2 separate regions of the Mus musculus genome follow, and region 1 is linked to region 2. A link is a loop called in an ENCODE intact Hi-C map of the cell type or tissue named here. Cell type or tissue: left cerebral cortex. All regions are shown on one strand. Region 1 has its middle 53 kb from the start of 4922502H24Rik. Region 2 holds the start of 5930438M14Rik (RIKEN cDNA 5930438M14 gene).

The links. A loop is a pair of places that touch in the nucleus more often than their neighbours do. Peaks named below come from ENCODE experiments on the same cell type or tissue, not always from the same donor. Only the 100,000 strongest peaks of a DNase experiment are listed, where the experiment ranks them.
Region 1: it touches region 2 in a loop (2.2-fold over the local background); 2 of 42 quality-filtered maps call a loop at or near these places.

What each region holds. Positions count from the first base shown.
Region 1 is chr13:101,448,154-101,453,153 of GRCm38, forward strand. No RefSeq gene overlaps it. Among named protein-coding and RNA genes, the nearest start is that of 4922502H24Rik, 53 kb to the left of the region's middle. In left cerebral cortex, no CTCF peak of the experiment used is centred here; DNase peaks (open chromatin) are centred at 2,570 and 3,190; H3K27ac peaks cover 1,874 bases.
Region 2 is chr13:101,231,175-101,236,174 of GRCm38, forward strand. All of the region lies in intron 2 of Gm36427 (a long non-coding RNA gene), which reads right to left. It overlaps 5930438M14Rik (RIKEN cDNA 5930438M14 gene), which reads left to right and starts at 953. Exons shown (of 4, transcript NR_046158.1): 1 at 953-1,192. In left cerebral cortex, a CTCF peak has its summit at 2,383; DNase peaks (open chromatin) are centred at 1,810, 2,450, 2,747 and 4,128; H3K4me3 peaks cover 514 bases; H3K27ac peaks cover 3,300 bases.

The DNA of each region.
Region 1 (5,000 bases), 220 kb after region 2:
AATTATACAAAGAAACCAAACAGCAAACAGCAAATCCCCAAACAACCCAACCCAACCCATTGAGAGGCTAATGAATGCGTAGACAGTTTTCAAAGGATGTAATGCATATACACATATAAAAACTGCTTGACACCATTACCTACCATGGAAATGCAAATTAAAGTCACAATAAGATTCCAGCTTACTCTGATTTCAGTGGCTACCATTAAGAAAACAAAAATACAAATGTTGATAGATGTGGGGGCAGGGGATGGAAATTTCTTCAGCCACTATGAAAATCTGTATGTAGGCTCCTCAAGACACACACACAGACACACAGACACACAGACACACACACACACACACACACACACACACACACACACACACACACACACACACTGTGGTTCAGCTGTAACTTCTGAGTATGTACCCAAAGGATTGTAAGACAGCATTCTACAAATACATCAGCACGTCTTTCTTTATGGATGCACTGGTCCTAAGAGCCAAGCTATGGAATCAACCTGGTGTCTACTGATAGGTTAATGGGTACAGAAAATATGCTATGTATACATATATAATAGAGTTTTAGACAGACATAAAAATGAAATTATATTATTTGTTGGGCAATGGATGCAACTGGAGATCATCATGTTAAGAGAAAGAAGTCAGGGCAGAAGGACAAGCATCACATGTTTCCCCTCATTTGAAAGTCATGGGACTCTTTTTACATACATTTAAGCATTTACATATGATATAAAAAATAAGAGATAGGAGCCTAGCTGGAGGGGGTGGGAGGGAAGGAGTCTAAAGAAGGGCATGGGGCTAATTATTAAAGTGCATGCTTATATCTTAAATACATTTTTCAAATGAGATTTAGCACTGTATCCAGTGAAAACATACCAATTAAAATTAGATATCAATAGATACATGAAGTGCCTGGCTTATAGGTATAGTTGATGTAATAAATAAGACCAATTTTCTTTTAATGTGCATCAATGGAAGTTAGTCACAGTTAGTTTTCTGTGCCCCATGGTGTCCCCTAAAGTCCTTTTCCTTCCTAATCTGGATTTTTCTCCCATCAATGTAAGGGTAGTACGAGGTACTCTAGACACAGTACCAGAGAGCAGTGGCCATGTGTGGAAATCCGAGAAACCCACCAAAGCTTGGACTAGTACTCAGCTAGAAATACATAGAGCACACTCAGCTATGCCCAACATGTTATTATAATTGTCTTTATATTCTAGAGCCATCTATCATTATGTCTGAACCTTACATTTCTTGTAGAAGTGCGGACAAATATGGACTCTTTAAGTCATTTCTAGATCCAAACTAAGGGATCCTAGGTTGACAAAGGACAACATTTGTATATCAGGGTACCATTTAACCTGGATAGCTTGCTTTCCCTTATTTATCTTTGCCAACAGCCCTCTGTTTCATCTCATAGTCACTGGGAATGCGTTAATATCAGCTCTAGTCATTGTTAGTGTTGGCATAACAAAGTTCCACAAATGACGTGTCATAAACGATAAACATGGATTCTCAGACATGGAGGTTGGAAATCAGACATTAGATGTTGGCAGCAGGACATGCCCCCTAGGGTACATTTCTCTGGGGCTGCAAACCTTCTTATGGTGGCTAGGAGTCCTAGGTGTTCCTTGACTTGTGGATCCTTTTCCTTCATCTTTGCCTCTGCTCCGGTAGGAGTTCACTGTATGACTCTGTGTCTCTCCTAGTAGAATGACATCAGTCATATCCAGTCAGGCCCCATGCTTATAACATGATATTAAGATGAGTGTACCTATAAAAACACCCATGTAGTAGAAGCTAGGATCTTAACATATCTTCGTTTAAGATGTAACTAAAATCTTTAATATTTATATTGTAGAATTTTGTGAAACTAAGAAATAATTTATGCCAGGTGGTGGTAGCAAGTTCTAGGACAGCCAGGGTTACACAGAGAAACCCTGTCTTGAAAAACAAAACAAAACAAAACAAAAGAAAACAAAACAAAACATGAAAGAAAGAAATTTTAACAAATTAAAAGTTCCCCTTATCTACACAGAGAAACTCTGTCTCAAAAAAAAAAGTTCCTTTTATGTATGTCTCAGTCAGTTGTAATCGCTGTTCCATTTTCCAGATCAGCAGATGCGACTGGGCACGGTAGTGTGCAGCTGAAATTGCAGACATTCGGGTTCCTGGGTGAGCTTAGGAAGTGTCTCAAAAATGGACAGCACTGCAGGTATAAAATCTCATAAGAGGAAAGACTCCCTTCCTGCCCCAGTTATGAGGGAAGCTGGGGTTTTAGGGGAAGGAAGAGCCAGTTAAGGAGTTGCATAGTATCTGAGTGTTTGGATCCTTGGTGTGGCTGCCTGCCTGTGAGGGACTACCAGTGTGCATGTGAAGGGATGTGTTCCTGTGCTGAATGGCTGTTGTATGTTTCTCAGAGAGGCAAGTGAGGGAAGTGGCAAGGTGTTCCCAGCAGTTAGGAGACGGCTGGGGAGAAAGGACCATCACAAGAACAGTCATCTAACTGTACAAGGCTTGGATGTGACTCTCTGGCGAGAGGGAACACAGAATATGGTACAAAATTAGAACCCTAAAAGCCTGTGCCAAGTCTATATCGGCTCGCCTTATGCTTCTCTTCCTCCAGTGTTCAGGATGAATGGCTATAGGCCAAATCCAACTGGAGCTTTTGTTTCCGACTTCGTTTTAATGAGAAACAAACACTAGTATTTTTTAATGTTGTCATATGTAGAAGACTCTATCCCCTCCACCTTCTTTTTTGGTTCTGCTCTAATATAAGAACAACCAAGCAGATTGAGAGCTACCTTGCCAAGAAAGTTGTACTGTGGGGTTGCAAATGCACAGAAGGGAGTTTGAGTCTGAAGACGTAAGGTATCAAGTAGATATCAAAATCGCAGTGTATGGACACATTCTGTGGTGGTCATTTTATTTGCCCTTTGCAATGAATCTCAACGTTCAGGGAAAAATAAAAACAAGCTATTTGGGAAGTTTATACCAGTGAAAGACTCATTATCTCTACCAAGTCTGCTTATTTCCACTTTGTTCTCATAGACTTCTAATAAGCTGTTTAAAGTGCTTGGCTGTAATTGAATGATCCCCAAGAACAAAATAGAATGGAAACTGAGACTAGCTTTTAAACTATTGTTTTGGGGACAAAAATGTAGTGCAAGAATTCCCAAGAACATACTACCCCAGATGGACATGAATAACCTATAGTTCTTCCTATGGAAGACACCAAACTGAGAGCTCCTTCGTGGATAGTGGTAGTGGTAGAGTGCTGTGGGATGCGGCAGTCCACAGATGTTTGCAGCTGCATGGCTTCTGCTACATGGCTGGGTCTCTGTAGATTCCTTTTCGGCCTCAGTAGAACCTTTCAGCTCCCCTGAATCAGAAGAGAGTGGCGGGAGCTGTGCTGCCTCCTAAGCTAGTCATAGAATGCACTGCGGCTGTCGATTTGGCTCCCTTTCTTTACCTAAGGTATTGACTTCTCTTTCTCCCTCCTTCCCATCTTCTCTTTCCTTTCTTCCCACACACTATTTCTCTCCCTCTCTCAGTCTCCTATGTTGGTATCTCTCTCTCTCTCTCTCTCTCTCTCTCTCTCACCTGTGTCTCTTTCTTTCTTCCCCTTTCCCTGGCCCATTGCTGCTTATACTTGGAACCCCATGAGCACACTCTGAGGAAGACCAGGCCTTACATAGATGCCATTGTTGACATTCTAGCTGAGAAGGCTAACAGATCCGCAAATGACAGGAACAGTGGCTTGGATAAGATTGAATTCTTCAGCTGATTCCAGCCCTCAGCCTGCAAGTTTTCCAATGGCACCTTCAGATCCCATGCCCTGTCTTAAATCATTTGTTCTGTGCATATTTGTATTCATGTGGGGGTGGGGTAGGTTTGCACAGATGTGTATGAGTGTATGTGGTGTGACCCTGTGTGGAAGGTGGATGGTGTTTTCAATAACACTGGCTACCATCTTTAAGACAGGGTTTCTCATTAGCTCAGAGCTCATTAGTTAAGGTAGACTGAGTGACTGCCGAGTCCCAGAAATCCTCCTGTCTCTGCCACTCCAGAGCTGGGATTTCCAGCGTGCCACCACACCTGACATTTTTATTTAGGTTCTAGGGATCAAACCCACATGCTTCTGCTTGTAAGGCTATTGTCTCACCAGCTGACCTGGCTAAGCATCCCCCTAAGCCCTGCCCTGTCAGGATTTCTCTCCTGAGGAACTTACTATTATTATTTAATGCCACTAACTTTAGGGGGCTATTTATCAACTTTTTATTTGAGACAGGGTCTCATGTAGCCCAGGTTAGCTTCAAATTTGCTATATACCTGAGTCTGGGCTTGAACCCTTAATTCTCCTCCTTCAGTTTCCCACATGCTGGGATTACAGTTATGAACCACCATGGTTGGCTCTGAAAGCCGTTTCCTATGCAGACATAGCTTATATTTTGGCAGGACTTGAGGATGCCATCAGATCACCTATTCAAAGATGTATGGGGTTCTGTGTCATGTAGATTTCTGTAGTCCTAGTATTCTAGTCCTTTCCAGGAGGTCATAGTTTTCTTGTTTTAATTTTTTTCAGCCATGTACACACCCACAGCTTTCAAGCCTTAATGTATATTCAAATCATGTGATGATGCTGTTAAAATGTAAGGTCTGGTGTGATAGTTCTGGGGTAGATTTGGAGATCTTGTTTTTTTCCATTCCTTCTCCCTCTTTCTTTTTTGATGTGTATGCTTGTTGGGGTGTGTGTGTGTGTGTGTGTGTGTGTGTTTGCGTGTGCGTGTGTGTGTAGACCAGAGTATCATCAGGATTATAAGCATATGCCACCATGCATTTTTCTTCCTCCTCCTCCCCGTCTTCTCTTTCTTTGCCCCTTTGAGACAGTGTCTCCCTGTGTAGCCCTGGCTGTCCTGGAGCTCACTCTGTAGACCAGGCTGGCCTCAAACTCAGAGATCTACCTGCCTCTGCCTCCCAAGTCTCAAACTCAG
Region 2 (5,000 bases):
AGGTACATATTGGGTTTGTTTTATTTCTGCCAGCATCTTAAGCATCAAAGCAGTTGGGCAAAAACAAAGTAAAACAAAAACAAAACAACAACAACAACACACACACACACACTAAATAAATAAAAAGCAGAAGACACTGCCAGAATTCCCATCAGAATATCCATTTCATCCTAAGCATTGGTTTTGCTGTAATGTCAGAAGTCAGTAGTATTAGTATCTGGTCTCAGCCTGTTTGGACCACCCTGGACATCCACCTTAATCTGCAGACAGTGAGCAAGAGAGCTAGTTTTACACCATGCATCTCATTCCCACATTATACATCTGTTCTCAGAGATGACATGAGGATGTTGGTCTTGTCTTCCTCGTCCCTGTAGCAGGGTGGCAGGTGCTGCTGCTCCTGTGGTTGGTAAGGCTAATTGCCTTGCTCTGGATCTGGGGGGTGGGGGGCACATTGGCTCTATTCCACATTGGCTTTGTTTGAGAGTGCATTAAAGATTTTCAGTTATCCTGAAGACTTTTCAGCAGGACTGGGTACAGCCTACAGGGATATACAGGTCATCAGAAGAGGCAAACATGATACCTAATATCCTCTTCAGCATGTCTGTCAGCCAAAATCCGGGGCAGAGGTGCATTTCCCAGGGTTTATGAATCTACTAACTTTGTCAAAAAGAGAATGGTCAGGCCAGCTAATTCTGCTGTTGATAGAAATTATAGTCATCTAATATTTTACAACTTCCATGAAAATCAGCTTAATGTGTGAAGGCTCCTTGCTCTTTTCAGTAGGTTTTTAAATGCTATAGCAATTACTTTGGCTGCAGTAAAAACTTGAAACTATTCAGAGTATACGTAGTTTCCTTTCACTATCCCGAGTGGCATACATAGTTATTACGATTTAAAGAGTTTTGGCCGTCAGAACATAAAATTCTAAGAGCTTGAGTGAAGAAGTGGGGATGAAGGGACAAAGGAAGAAAGGCGAAGGGAAGAGGAAAGGATTTTTGAAAATGGCTTTTAGCTGTTTAATGACATTTTATAGTCTACTGTCGATCTGAAAGCCCCTTCAGAGGGCTCTGTGGGTCGCTCCATCAATCCCCACTTTTCCCATCAGAGTTGATAAAGACGAATGGCAACAGACATGAAATATGGGAGAAGAGATGCTAAAGATGCGAACAGTTGATTGCTGAAATCCTGCCAGGTAGTTTTCATATCCCAGAGTCCCAACACCTGTGGGGATGCTTGGACTGTGCACATGGCCTCATTGTGGACCAAGCAAATGAATGAAATGTAACTTCTTGCTTTGTAATCCAAGGGTGGCGTGTGTGTGTGTGTGTGTGTGTGTAGCCTAGGGTGGAGTGTGACAAAGTACTACTGAAGATAGAAAGAAACAAGGCTTTTGGACCAGGACAAATGTTAGCTTTACTTTCGTTCCCATTAATCCTGGGTTTGTTTGCTTTGATGGCACTGCCATTTAAGTATCACAGAGAGTAATTGAGAGCATAAATATTCATTATTAAAAAGTCTGAAAAGTGCACAGGTGGGTGGAGAAGAGGACTTTCATAGCCTCTTTGAGAGCCTCCTCCCTCACGTATTCCCTGCCCAGTGAATCTCATTAGTTGGTGTATAAGAGAGGAATTGTAATTCTGTCATGGTTGAATGTATTCTATTTCCTTCTGGTATTTAGAGACCCTCCCCCACCACAATTCCATAATTATGCCTTTGTGACAAGAAAGGTATAGGGATTCTCTGGGGCTTGGGAGTATCTTTGCTCGATCCTAAAAGTGTCTTTCTATTCCCTCTGTGCAGTGGTTTCTTCTTATCCTGCCTAGGATGGAAAGGTACAAAATGGGCTTCTAATTTCATGGTTGAAGTGACAAGAGATAATATCGGTGCAGTTCCTGGCAAACATTTTTTTTCTAATACAAATCTAGAATTTGTCTGTGTGGCCACAGCATGGTCAGGAAGATAAGCAGGTGTATGTGTGCATGTGTAGCTTCAATTTGTGTGTTCTTTTCTGAAGCAGCCTAAGATTTTGGCAGAATGATGTTCTCTATTTGCTGGGTGCAAGTACAGGTGGTTCTTCTGAGCATTTTGTAGCATCCCTTGAGATGTGATCATGGTAAGTGCAGAGTATTGGTCCCAGATGAAAAACAGGGTGTCAGTCCCCCTTAATTTCAGTTATTTCCAAATGTTAGCTCCTGCACAGCCTCTGCACATTGTTCTCCGGTGCTCACAGCAGAGCGATCTACAAGTAGCCAAGAAAGGAGAGGGTTAAGGAAAAGAAATGGGGTCCAACATGAACATCTTTTCCCCTTTTCAGCTTTTTAGAAGATAAATGTTTCAGATTTCAATCTGTGGTTCCCAGCAGTTCTTTGGGAACACTGCAGTCGGCCCACAAAAATCGCTACTGCTGAGCCAACCATAGATAATGCGTCTCAGCAGGGATGACATAATGTGCTAAAAGAAGACTATGATGTAATGCCCATCTCGGAGATCAGAGCCAATTTCCGTTACAAAGCCTTGGAGTCTAGCAGGAGGTAATGAGCTAGCATAAATTGTGTAGCACGGATAAATTCTAGGTCTCATGTGCCTATCTGCATTTTTTAAAGGCAAAAGAAGAAAATAAAATAGAATTCCTAGATCAGAAGTATGTTTTCAGCAAGAGTCTTTGCCCACTCTCAATCCAGACAGCACACTGCTCAAGGCTGGCCCATCACCTTGGCCCACATGGGAATTCAGTGTCTGGGTCTATAACCTGCAGTAAGGTGGTGATGTCATCCCTAATGTTCAGTTTGTGTCTGCAGAGACCGTTTGGGAAGAGGGCGTGGCGTTTGAAGGAGATTGTGCCTTTCCTGGAATGTTGGAGTAACTAGGTTGGAAATGCCCCAAAGGGACTAGAGGTGAGGAACACGGAGAAAAGGCAGGATCACCTTGAAAAGCTCATTAGGGCAACCTTACTCTGCTGGTGGAAGTCTGTGCACCAGGGCCAGGGCTCCCAGATAGGCAGTCTCCTGCTGCCTCCCTTGATTAATTATGCATTCTGACCTCCTAGGGTGCAGCCTGCCTGGCAACAGGCACCCGGAGTCCACCTCTTGGTTGTCTTTCAATAGAAACCTTGAGGACGGCCATAATTCATCTAATCGATGAAAGTCTCTGAGACGCGCAGTGGGGCGCGCCGTGCTCGCTCTCATGCCGCCTGCACATCTCTCCTGCTCTTCTTTTCCTTCATTTAATTTTTAATTGCTCGGAGTGTTTACAGGAGGAGCCCATTTCCGTTTGTTTGTTTGTTTGTTTTCTTTCATGATTTCTGTGCTAATCTTCACCTGGGCTTAATACCAGCTGCTCCCTCTGCGTCAGCCGTTCTCAACCTTCCTAATGCCTCGATGCTTTAATACTGTTCTTCACGTTCCACAGATGCCGTGACCATAACGCCACTTTCATTGCTGCTCCATTACTGTACCTTTGCTACTGTTATCCATGTGGTCTTAGGTGACCCTTGTGAAAACGTTGAGAACCATTGAATGAAAAGGGAGTGGTTTGGTTCACTGTTTGATGCAGCTCAGGATCAGAGCTTACAATTCTGGGTTGTGACAGTGTTGGCAGTTGACCCGGGCTTGGTCAAGGGAACGCTGTACCTTTAAGCAGGAAATAAACATTGGGCACAGATGAAAACGTTCTGGTGTAAGAAAATGAGGAAAATGAAACAGAAACATGACGTGTTGGCCATGTTGAAGAACTGCTCTTGGGAACACGTAAGCTGCAGTGGATATTGCTTTTTAGACTTTTCTGTGAAGTTCCAGCAAGTATTTTTATTTTTTCTTGCTAAAAGGATAGTTATCCTCACATCCACCGGAGGTCAATTTCAGATTTCCCTCGTTATTCAAATACTATCCATGGTAATAGCTTTTTATCGAGATTTTTCTAGTGGACAGTCACTCTAAAATATTTTCATGGAACATCTCCTTTAATCCTTACCAGAAACGTCTGAGGCAGTTGGTCATCTCCATTTTAGAGCAGAGCTTGTGGGTTTGAGTCACTAGCTAGGATTCCAGAGCTAAGAAGCTGACCATTGGGCACCACTTCCCTCCCTTACATCTCTGAACCCACCAGATTGGGGTGGAGAAGGTCTCTGTGTTTAAGGACAATGGGTTCTTTGTGTTAGCCTAAAACAAAGGCTTTGCATTTGTATCACTGGCCCCAGAGCTTGCAGTACAGCTGGTGCTCAGTAAGTGCTGGCTGCCTCTTATATTGAAAGGGAGAGAAAGGAAGAGGGAAGCACTCATCATGAGTGGGAGCCCAGCTGCTTCGAGTTTATCAGGAAAGACCACTTGAGAAAGACGGTGGGCAACATTGTCTATTAGGAGCTAGGGAGGGGACTGTTAACTCTTTGTCCTCATATTATGATTGGTATTGAATCCAGGGCCCAGGACCCTTAAGCGTGTGGCCTGCTGCTGAGCTATACCCTGAGCCCCTGGCCCACATTCTTTAGTATCTGTCCAGATAATGAAGGTGTCTTTAGAGACCAAGTATCAGAAGGCTGCTAGGTGCAGCTGGGATGGTTTATTAATCTGGAACCCTTCATAGATAGGCGTTCCTAGATTCAATAATGCCATTTCCTAAAAAATCTCTAATGTAAAAAGGAAGGAGAGCAGGGGCATCCGTAGACACCTAGGGAAGCCATGTTGGATAGTTTGTTTGGACAGTTTTTCCTTTACAGTCAGCAGCCTGGCGCATTATATTTACACATCAGCAAGGATCATGCTGCTTGTTTTATTTATTTATTTTTTTAAAGTCTGAAATGTCTGTGATGTCTGGTGTCGCTGCTTATTATGAGTCTTCTCTATTTTGAAAACACACAGAAGAGATAATGAAATTAAAGAATTTTACCGGATGTAGTGGCTCGTGCTGATAAGCCTTGCACTTGAGAGGCAGAGACAGGAGGAGTTGAGTGTGTCTGAGGTCATCCTGAGCTAAGAGACCAAGTCCCTAATCAACTGAGGGTACAT